Regions from separate parts of the Homo sapiens genome. Here region 2 is linked to region 1. A link is an interaction called in ENCODE POLR2A ChIA-PET data of the cell type or tissue named here. Cell type or tissue: GM12878. All regions are shown on one strand. Links, peaks and the distances in the headings refer to the core of each region. The heading gives the core; the rest is flanking DNA. Region 1 overlaps CRLF3 (cytokine receptor like factor 3). Region 2 overlaps LOC105371723 (a long non-coding RNA gene).

Region 1 (4,393 bases), core at 271-4,270:
GAGTAGCTAAGATTACAGGCGCCCACCACCACACCCGGCTAATTTTTGTATTTTTAGTAAAGATAGGTTTTCATCGTATGGGTCAGGCTTGTCTCAAACTCCTGACCTCAGGTGATCCGCCCGCCTCAGCCTCCCAAAATGCTGGGATTACAGGTGTGAGCCACCACGCCTGGCCAACAGCTTTCTTTTCTTTGCTAAGCTACTGAGACTTCCTGTCTTGGTTTTTTGAAATAACTTTTGAGTGTTTTTTTTTTTTTGAGACAGTCTTCTTCTGTTGCTGAGGCTGGAGTGCAGTGGTGCCATCTTGGCTCACTGCAACCTCCATCTCCCAGGTATAAGCAATTCTCCTGCCTCAGCCTCCAGAGTAGCTGGAATTACAGGTGCATTCCACCACACCTGGCTAATTTTTTTTACATTTTTAGTAGAGACAGAGTTTTGCCATGTTGAAGGCTGGTCTCAAACTCCTGATCTCATGTGATCCACCCGCCTCGGCCTCCCAAAGTGCTGGGATTACAGGCGTGAGCCACTGAGCCCAGCCACCAACTAGTATCTTAATTAGGTACCAGGATCTTACCATTTGCTCTTGAAGGAGCAGAGACTTGCTTTTGTCAGTGTCCTGAGAAATACTGAATCAGAATACCAAAAGGTACATGAAAGCCAACATAGTCATTTTATAGAGTGAACTACAACACACAGACTAAAATACTGGCATTTCTCACTGTAGACACCTCCAGTACCTCAACTAATTCCCCTTTGATAATGTACCAAGATGAAGTTTTTGGACTTACAAAGATTAAAGACCAGGCCCTGACTTTGGCATTGTCATCAAGGTGGTGCCACTCTGTGAGGCCTGAGTGGCCAGCTGACATCACTACGTGACATTTTGATCAGTTATCTCTACTTACGTTTTTGTTTTTGAGATGGAGTCTCGCTCTGTCGCCCAGGCTGGAGTGCAGTGGTGTGATCTTGGCTCACTGCAACCTCCGCCTGCCCGGCTCAAGCAATTCTCCTGGCTCAGCCTCCTGAGTAGCTGGGACTACAGGTGCACGCTACCACACCTGGCTAATTTGTATTTTTTTAGTAGAGACGGGGTTTCACCATATTGGCCAGGCTGGATCTCTACTTATAACAAACAGAAAGGCCAATGCTGTAGAAATAGGACAAGTGATGAAAGATATAATAGAAGTGAAATATAAAAATGAATACACAAATAGAACTTATATTTTTCTTACTTGTTTTGTTTTTAGGGGTAGTAACCTAAGTATCAGCCACCAAAGGAAAGAGGAAAGCATAAATCCATGAGGGCAGTGATCTATTTCCTTGAACACAGAATCTAGGACCTAGAAGTTTCTCAGCCCTACAGTAGGCACCCAATAAATATTTATTGAGTGAATGAACAAATGAATATTTAAGGACAGTGGGAGTTAATTTCTTTGGTATTTACATCTTAGTACCAAGGATTCCAGTGAGCTATAGAGAACTATTCTTAATGATTTCAACATCAGCTAGGCCAAGTTGGCTGTAAACATTATCTGATTTCCTGAAGACAATGAACAGCTTTCTAGCCTTTAACTTATTCAAACATTAAGAGTTAACAGACAATCCTTGCATTCCTACACAGAACTTCCTTTTCTCTGAAAACAGAGGGTAGAGCCCAAACTTAACCACAAGAGGAGAAACTGCTACATGTTGGCAGTTTTGACAGAATAACTTAAAAACATTTTTATTCTTCTTCCTTCTAAATGTTCATACAACATGATTTCTCAATACGAGACAAATTTCATGCTAGAGTTTAAAGGATAAGAAACTAAAGCAAAGACAAAAGGTAGGCCAGATGCAGTGGCTCACACCTGTAATACCAGTACTTTGGGAGGCCGAGGCAAGAGGATTGCTTGAGCTCAGGAGTTAGAAATCGGCCTGGCAGCTGGGCACGGTGGCTCACCCAGGCACGGTGGTAATCCCAGCATTTTGGGAGGCTGAGGTGGGCAGGATCACCTGAGGTGAGGACTTCGAGGCCAGCCTGGCCAACATGGTGAAACCCTGTCTCTAGTAAAAATACAAAAAGTAGATGGGCATGGTGGCAGACGCCTGTAATCCTGGCTATTCGGGAGGCTGAGGCAGGAGAATCTCTTGAACCCAAGAGGCGGAGGTTGCAGTGAGCCTAAGGTTGCAGTGAGCTGAAGGTTGCAATGAGCCAAGATTGTGCCACTTCACTCCAGCCTGGGCAAAAGAGCGAGACTCTCTCAAAAAAAAAAAAAAAAAAAAAGGAAGAAACTGTCTGGGAAACACAGGAAGACATCATCTCTACTAAAAAAAATTAAACAAAATTAGGCAGGTGTGGTGGTGTGTACCTATAGCCCCAGCTACTTGGGGATCTGAGACAGGAGGATGGCTTGAGCCTAGGAAGTCGAGGCTGCAGTGAGTTCTGATCATGCCACTGCACTCCAGCTTGGGTGACAGAGCAAGACTCTGGCTCAAAAAAAAAAAAGAGGCTGGGTGCGGTGGCTCAAGCCTGTAATCCTAACACTTTGGGAGGCCAAAGTGGGTGTTCATCTGAGCCCAGGAGGCTGGACAACATGGCAAAACCCCATCTCTACCAAAAATACAAAAAATTAGCCAGGGGTGATGGCACGTGCCTGTAGTCCCAGCTACTCGGCACACTGAGATGGGAGGATCACTTGAGCCTGAGAGGCAGAGCTTGCAGTGAGCTGAGATTGTGCCACTGCACTCCAGCCTGGGTGACAGAGTGAGGTCCTTTCTCAAAAAAAAAAAAAAAGAAAAAAGGAAAAAAAGTATGCCAAGAGTTTCTGAAAAGGTTAAACAAAAAGTTACCATGTGATCCACCAATTCCTAGCTATATTCTAAAACAACTGAAAACATGTCCACACAAAAAGTTGTCTACAAATTCTTTACAGAAGCATTATTCATAATAGTCAAAAGTGGAAATAATCCAAATGTCCATTAATTGATGAATGGATAAATAAAATGTGGTATATCCACATAACAATTATTCAGCCATAAAAAGGTTTGAAGTACTGTTACATGCTACCACATCAATGAACCTTGAAACATTATTCTAAGTCAAAGAAGTCAGTCACAAGGGGCTACATACTGTATGAGTTCATTTATATGAAATGACCAGAATAGGCAAATCCATAGAGACAAAGTAGTTTTGTGGTTGCCAGGGGGTATGGGAGTGACAGCTAAGGAGTTCTTTTGGGGGTGATGAATATATACTTGAATTAGACACTGGTGATGGTTGGACAACTCTATGAATATACTAAAAACCACTGAATTGTAAACTTTAAGGCATGACTTTTACGGTGTGTGAATTATATCTCAATAAAAAAAGTCACATGCCAGGCAGCACAGTGGCTCACACCTGTAATTCCATCACCGGAAGGCAGAGGTGGGAGGATCTTTTGAGCCCAGGAGTTGGAGACCAGCCTGGGAAACGTAACAAAACCCTGTCCGCACCCCCGCCAAAAAAAAAAAAAAAAAAAGAAAAGAAATCATCTGCCAAAAAGATATAAAATCAGCAAGTAAAAAATACAGACGACAGGTGGCATCCCTTCCTCTCTGCTCTTCTCATGCTTCTCCCATGCAAAATCCTTGACTAAAGTGCCATATATTTTACAGTTATTCTGAAAATGACTGGAACCCTAAAAATATCCAAACCACCAAACAAAAGCAGCTGCTTACTTTGATAATATTTTTGTACCATAGACCTTCCTTAAAATGCAAGTTGACAGAGGACTTATGCCACAAACCCAAACATGCACAATCCACTAGAGTTAGCTTCGAGAGATGCTGTTGTAACTGCCACTGGCACAAAACACATTCCCAAAAGAGACTCACACTCACAAAAGAGAACTACATTATTACTCAGTCTAGTCAGAAGGCAATGTCATCAGGAACCTAATTGTGATCGATGTTCATTTAGTGTTTTCTGTCTGAAGCCCAAGACAATGGGCCTCAAAAACAAAACAAAACAAAGCTCATAATAAACTAAACCACAGAAAAGCATGTCCTGTATTTAAATTGTTGGATATAAAATTGAAAAAATACAGGTTTGAAAATTGAATACTGAACCATCTAGGGTGTAATCACGATTTTTTTTAATGCATCCAATATCAAGAGAAATTAATTACTCCCAGGTGCTAAACTCACTCATTTAGTGTCAACTCTGATTCTTAATTGCTAATACAAAAACAATAATCATGGTCATATAGAATACATCTTAACTGACTGAAATGTTAGATGGTATTTTAATATCTTTCTTTTCATACAATGTCTTACATCTAGAGTCCCTATTTCAAAATAGCAGAAGGAATAATGCAGATATTTTCAAAGAGAAATAGAGATGAGTGCATTGAAAGGCCTTGAAAAGTAT
Region 2 (4,393 bases), core at 327-4,326, 130 kb before region 1:
GAGGCAGGAGAATCGCTTGAACCAGGGATGTGGAGATTGCAGTGAGCTGGGATTGCACCACTGCACTCCAGCCTGGGCAATAGAGCAAGACTCAGTCTCAAAAAAAAAAAAAAAAAAAAAAAGGAATCCCTTTTGTCCAGGCAAGCGGGGTGCACTGGTTCTCTGACCAGCAATTCCCCAACTGGACGGGTCACTTGGTGTCCCAGTGGAATATTCGGGAATCTTCTCTGAGGCAACGGGACACACACACACACACACACACACACACACAGGCACAATCACACACAGACACACACAAAATGAACCCCCCCTCCTCAATTTCTTTACCAACTATTTTTCCCCCAGGCAGAAAATGAACCATTATTAAAACAACACGGCAACCGGCCGGGAAAACCCATTCACAGCGATTTATATCGCGTCGCCGCGGCTGCCGAAAGGAAATGGGAGGAGAAGCTCGAGGTTTAAGCGCTGGGTGAAAAATCACATTCCATCAGAGGAAGAACAGATGGGTGTTTTTTTCCTCCCCTTTCTCCCCCTTGCTTGGGCTCGGAGTCAGGAATCTATGTCAGCCGTGGGTTTGTTCTTGGTGTGATAGGGTGATTCTGGGGAGACAGAGGCCCAGCCAGGCTGCTGGGTCCCAGGGAGCAAGGGGTGGCTTGTGAGCCACTGAGGACCCCCGCTCCGCATCCTCCATCCTCCTCCCCACCGGCTCTGTCTCCTGGGCCTGTAGGCTGCCGATCTGAGCCCCATCCCCCATCCTGCTATTTTAATTTTTACATTTTCTCATCACCCCCTGGAATTACCGTCTCTCCTTATTTCCTTCCTCCTTCACAGTCTTTTTCCTTGAAGGCAGGGCCATGTCTGTCCTGTTCGTCGTTGCATCCTTAGTGCATTGAACACATAGCAGTGGCTCCCATATCTGCAGACAACCACTAACCCTCTGCCACATTCCCACCATCACGCCTGCCATCCTATCCTAACCTTACTAAGGACACCTTCCCCCACTCGCCGGCGGGCTGTGAGCGCGCTGGAAGACGGGGGCTGTTTAGTTTGTTTCCTTCATGGATGGATCTACTGTCCCTCCACCCCCAAAGAAAGCCTGATTCACAGCTTTCTGGGTGTTGGGATTGGGGGATGGGGACAGACAGGCATGACTGAGTCATTCAGCTGTTTAAAAGCTATCACTGACTTCTTCAAAATTGAAAAATGTTATCGTGGCTCCAACCTAGACCCAAAACACCTGTTCAGTTTAAACCACCCCACCCCCGCCCCGCGCCTGCCCCCACAAACATGCTGGCACCCGCCTAGGCACCACCTAGTCAAACCCCCTGGCCCATGTGGTCCCCAACTCACCCATGATGCTTTGCATCGCCTTCACCAAATGCCCCGCCCCTCCCTCTGTGTCCACCCCAGAGCTGAATCCAGCCCACAGATGTAATTGGCTTGGTCCATGCAGGGTTTAAAAACATTTTGTAATGACTTGCTAGCTCTTATTTATTTATTTATTTATTTATTTATTTATTTATTTATTTATTTTTGAGATGGAGTCCCGCTCTGTCGCCCAGGCTGGAGTGCAGTGGCGCGATCTCGGTTCACTGCAAGCTCTGCCTCGCGGGTTCACGCCATTCTCCTGCCTCAGCCTCCCTAGTAACTGGGACTACAGGCGCCTGCCACCACGCCCGGCTAATTTTTTGTATTTTTAGTAGATTCGGGGTTTCACCGTGTTAGCCAGGATGGTCTCGATCTACTGACCTCGTGATCCGTCCACCTCGGCCTCTCAAAGTGCTGGGATTACAGGCGTGAGCCACCGTGCCCGGCCCATGACTTGCTAGCTTTTAAATATAGGCTGCTTTTTCATTGTTGTTGTTGTTGTTGTTGTTTTAGAGATGGCGTCTCGCTGTGTCGCCCAGGCTGTAGTGCAGTGGTGTGATCTCTGCTCACTGCAAACCTCCGCCTCCTAGGTTCAAGCGATTCTCCTGCCTCAGCCTCCCAAGTAGCTGGGATCACAGGCGAAGGCCACCAGGCCCAGCTAATTTTTTTCTATTTTTAGTAGAGACAGGGTTTCACCATGTTGGTCAGGCGGCCTTGAGCTCTTGAACTCAAGTGATTCGCCCCCCTCAGCCTCCCAAAGTGCTGGGATTACAGGCTTGAGCCACCAGTGCCAGACCTCATGTGATTTTTGCATAAAAATCTGGATGCCTGACTTCTCCTAAAGACGAAACCTTGTCTGGGCGTGGTGGCTCATGCCTGTAATCCCAGCACTTTGGGAGGCCTAGATGGGCAGATCACCTGAGGTCAGGAGTTCGAGACCAGCCTGGCCAACATGGCGAAACCTTGTCTCTACTAAAAATGCAAAAATTAGCCAGGTGTGGTGGCACGTGCTTGTAATCCCAGCTACTCAGGAAGCTGAGGCAGGAGAATTGCTTGAACCTGGGAGACGGAGGTTGCAGTGAACCGAGATTGTGCTACTGCACTCCAACCTGGGCGACATAGCAAGACTCGTCTCAAAAAAAAAAAACAAAAAACAAAACAACCAAATTAACTGAATTAAATGAGCTCATGCTATATAAGGAACAGGCTTAGCAAGTGCTGATAAATGTTACTCATTCTTATCATTATTTGCCATAGTCTCAACCTTCCTTACTGTGTCCCTGACACTGAAGTTGTTCCATTGCTGGTGCAGTCAGTCTTTTTATCTTGGCTGCTTGGCATATTTATATTACCTACTGTCTGTCCCTGTAGGTTTGTGGCATGCTTCAGCTCAGTTCTGGGTCATCACCTCTGCTATAAAGAGGTTCCCCAGTCTGGGCACAGTGGCTCAAGCCTGTAATCTCAGCACTTTGGGAGGCCAAGACAGGAGGATCGCTTGAAGCCAGGAGCTCAAGACTAGCCTGGGCAACATAGTGACACCCCATCTCTACAAAAAATAAGTAAATAATTAGCTGTGCATGGTAGCATGTGCCTGTAGTCCCAGCTACTCGGGAGGCTGAGGCAGGAGGATCGCTTTAACCCAGGAGGTCGACTGCACCACTGCATTCTAGCCTAGGTGACGAAGAGAGGCCCTGTCTAAAAAAAAAAGAAAGAAAAAAAGGCTCTCTGGTCTTCCACCTCACTGCCCATCCGTTTCTCAACACTCCCCATTTTCGAGTTTCCCTCCCCCTCCACTGTACCGCGGGCCCCTCCAGATGCTTCATCAAGTGCTCGTGGAATTGGATATCAGGGCCTGTGTTCATTTCCTGGGGCTGCTGAAATACATTACCATAAACTAGGTGGCTGGAAACAACAAGAATTTATTATTTCACCATTCCGGAGGCCAGAGGTTGCAATCAGGGTGGTGCAGGGCTGCAATCCCTCCGAAAGCACTAGGTGAGGATTCGTCCTTTCTTCTTCCAGCCTCTGATGGTTCCTTGCTTGTGTCTGTACTGCTGCAAGCCCTGCCTGTCTTCACTTGGCCTTCTTCTCTGTGTCTAACCCCCTTCTCTTCTAAGGTCATTTATCATTGGATTTCGGGCCACCCTAATCCAGGATGATCTCATTGCAAAATCCTTAACTTAATTACATCTGCAAAAACGCTTTGTCCAAATAAGGTCACCGCTATGGTTTGAATGTCTGTGTCCCTTCCAAATCCATATGTTGGAAGAGTTGGGGTTCTTGGGAGGTGATTAGGCCAAGAGGGCCCCATTCTCATGGGTGAGATTATTGCCCTTATAATTGAGTGTGACAGTTTGGAGATTTCTCAAACAATTTAAAATTCTTCTATTTTATTTGACCCAGCAATCCCATTACTGGGTATATACTCAAAGGAATATAAATTGTTCTACTATAAAAACACATGCACATGTATGTTCGTCGCAGAACTATTCACAATAGCAAAGACTTGGAATCAGCCTAGGCACCCGTCAATGGAGGATTGGATAAAGAAAATGTGGTGCATATGCACCATGGAATACTATGCAGCCATTAAAAAAGAATGAGGCCGGGCATGGTGGCTCATGGCTGTAATCCCAGCATTTTCAGAGGCCAAGGTGGGTGGATCACTTGAGGCCAGGAGTTCGAGACCAGCCTGGCTAACATGGCAAAACCCCATCTCTACAAAAAAATACAAAAATTAGCGGGGTATGGTGGCAGGTGCCTGTAGTCCCAGCTACTCGAGGGGCTGAGGCAGGAGAATTGCTTGAACCTGGGAGGCGGAGGTTGCAGTGAGCCGAGGTCACGACACTGCACTTCAGCCTGGGTGACAGAATGAGACTGTCTCAAAAAAAAAAAAATAGAATGAGATCATATCCTTTGCAGCAATATGGATGGAGCTGGAGGCCATTCTCCTAAGCCAACTAATGCAGGAACAGAAAACCAAATACCACATGTTTTCACTTATAAGTGGTAGCTAAACACT

The links. Peaks named below come from ENCODE experiments on the same cell type or tissue, not always from the same donor. Only the 100,000 strongest peaks of a DNase experiment are listed, where the experiment ranks them.
Region 2: POLR2A ChIA-PET joins it to region 1 with 8 read pairs; 4 of 35 experiments call an interaction of 5 or more read pairs at or near these places.

Annotation. Positions count from the first base shown.
Region 1 is chr17:30,818,579-30,822,971 of GRCh38, forward strand. The region is part of intron 1 of CRLF3 (cytokine receptor like factor 3); the gene reads right to left. Among named protein-coding and RNA genes, the nearest start is that of CRLF3, 3.9 kb to the right of the region's middle. In GM12878, for the core only: a CTCF peak has its summit at 3,563; no DNase peak of the experiment used is centred there; H3K4me3 peaks cover 3,057 bases; H3K27ac peaks cover 1,647 bases.
Region 2 is chr17:30,686,284-30,690,676 of GRCh38, forward strand. All of the region lies in intron 3 of LOC105371723 (a long non-coding RNA gene), which reads left to right. Among named protein-coding and RNA genes, the nearest start is that of CRLF3, 140 kb to the right of the region's middle. In GM12878, for the core only: no CTCF peak of the experiment used is centred there; no DNase peak of the experiment used is centred there.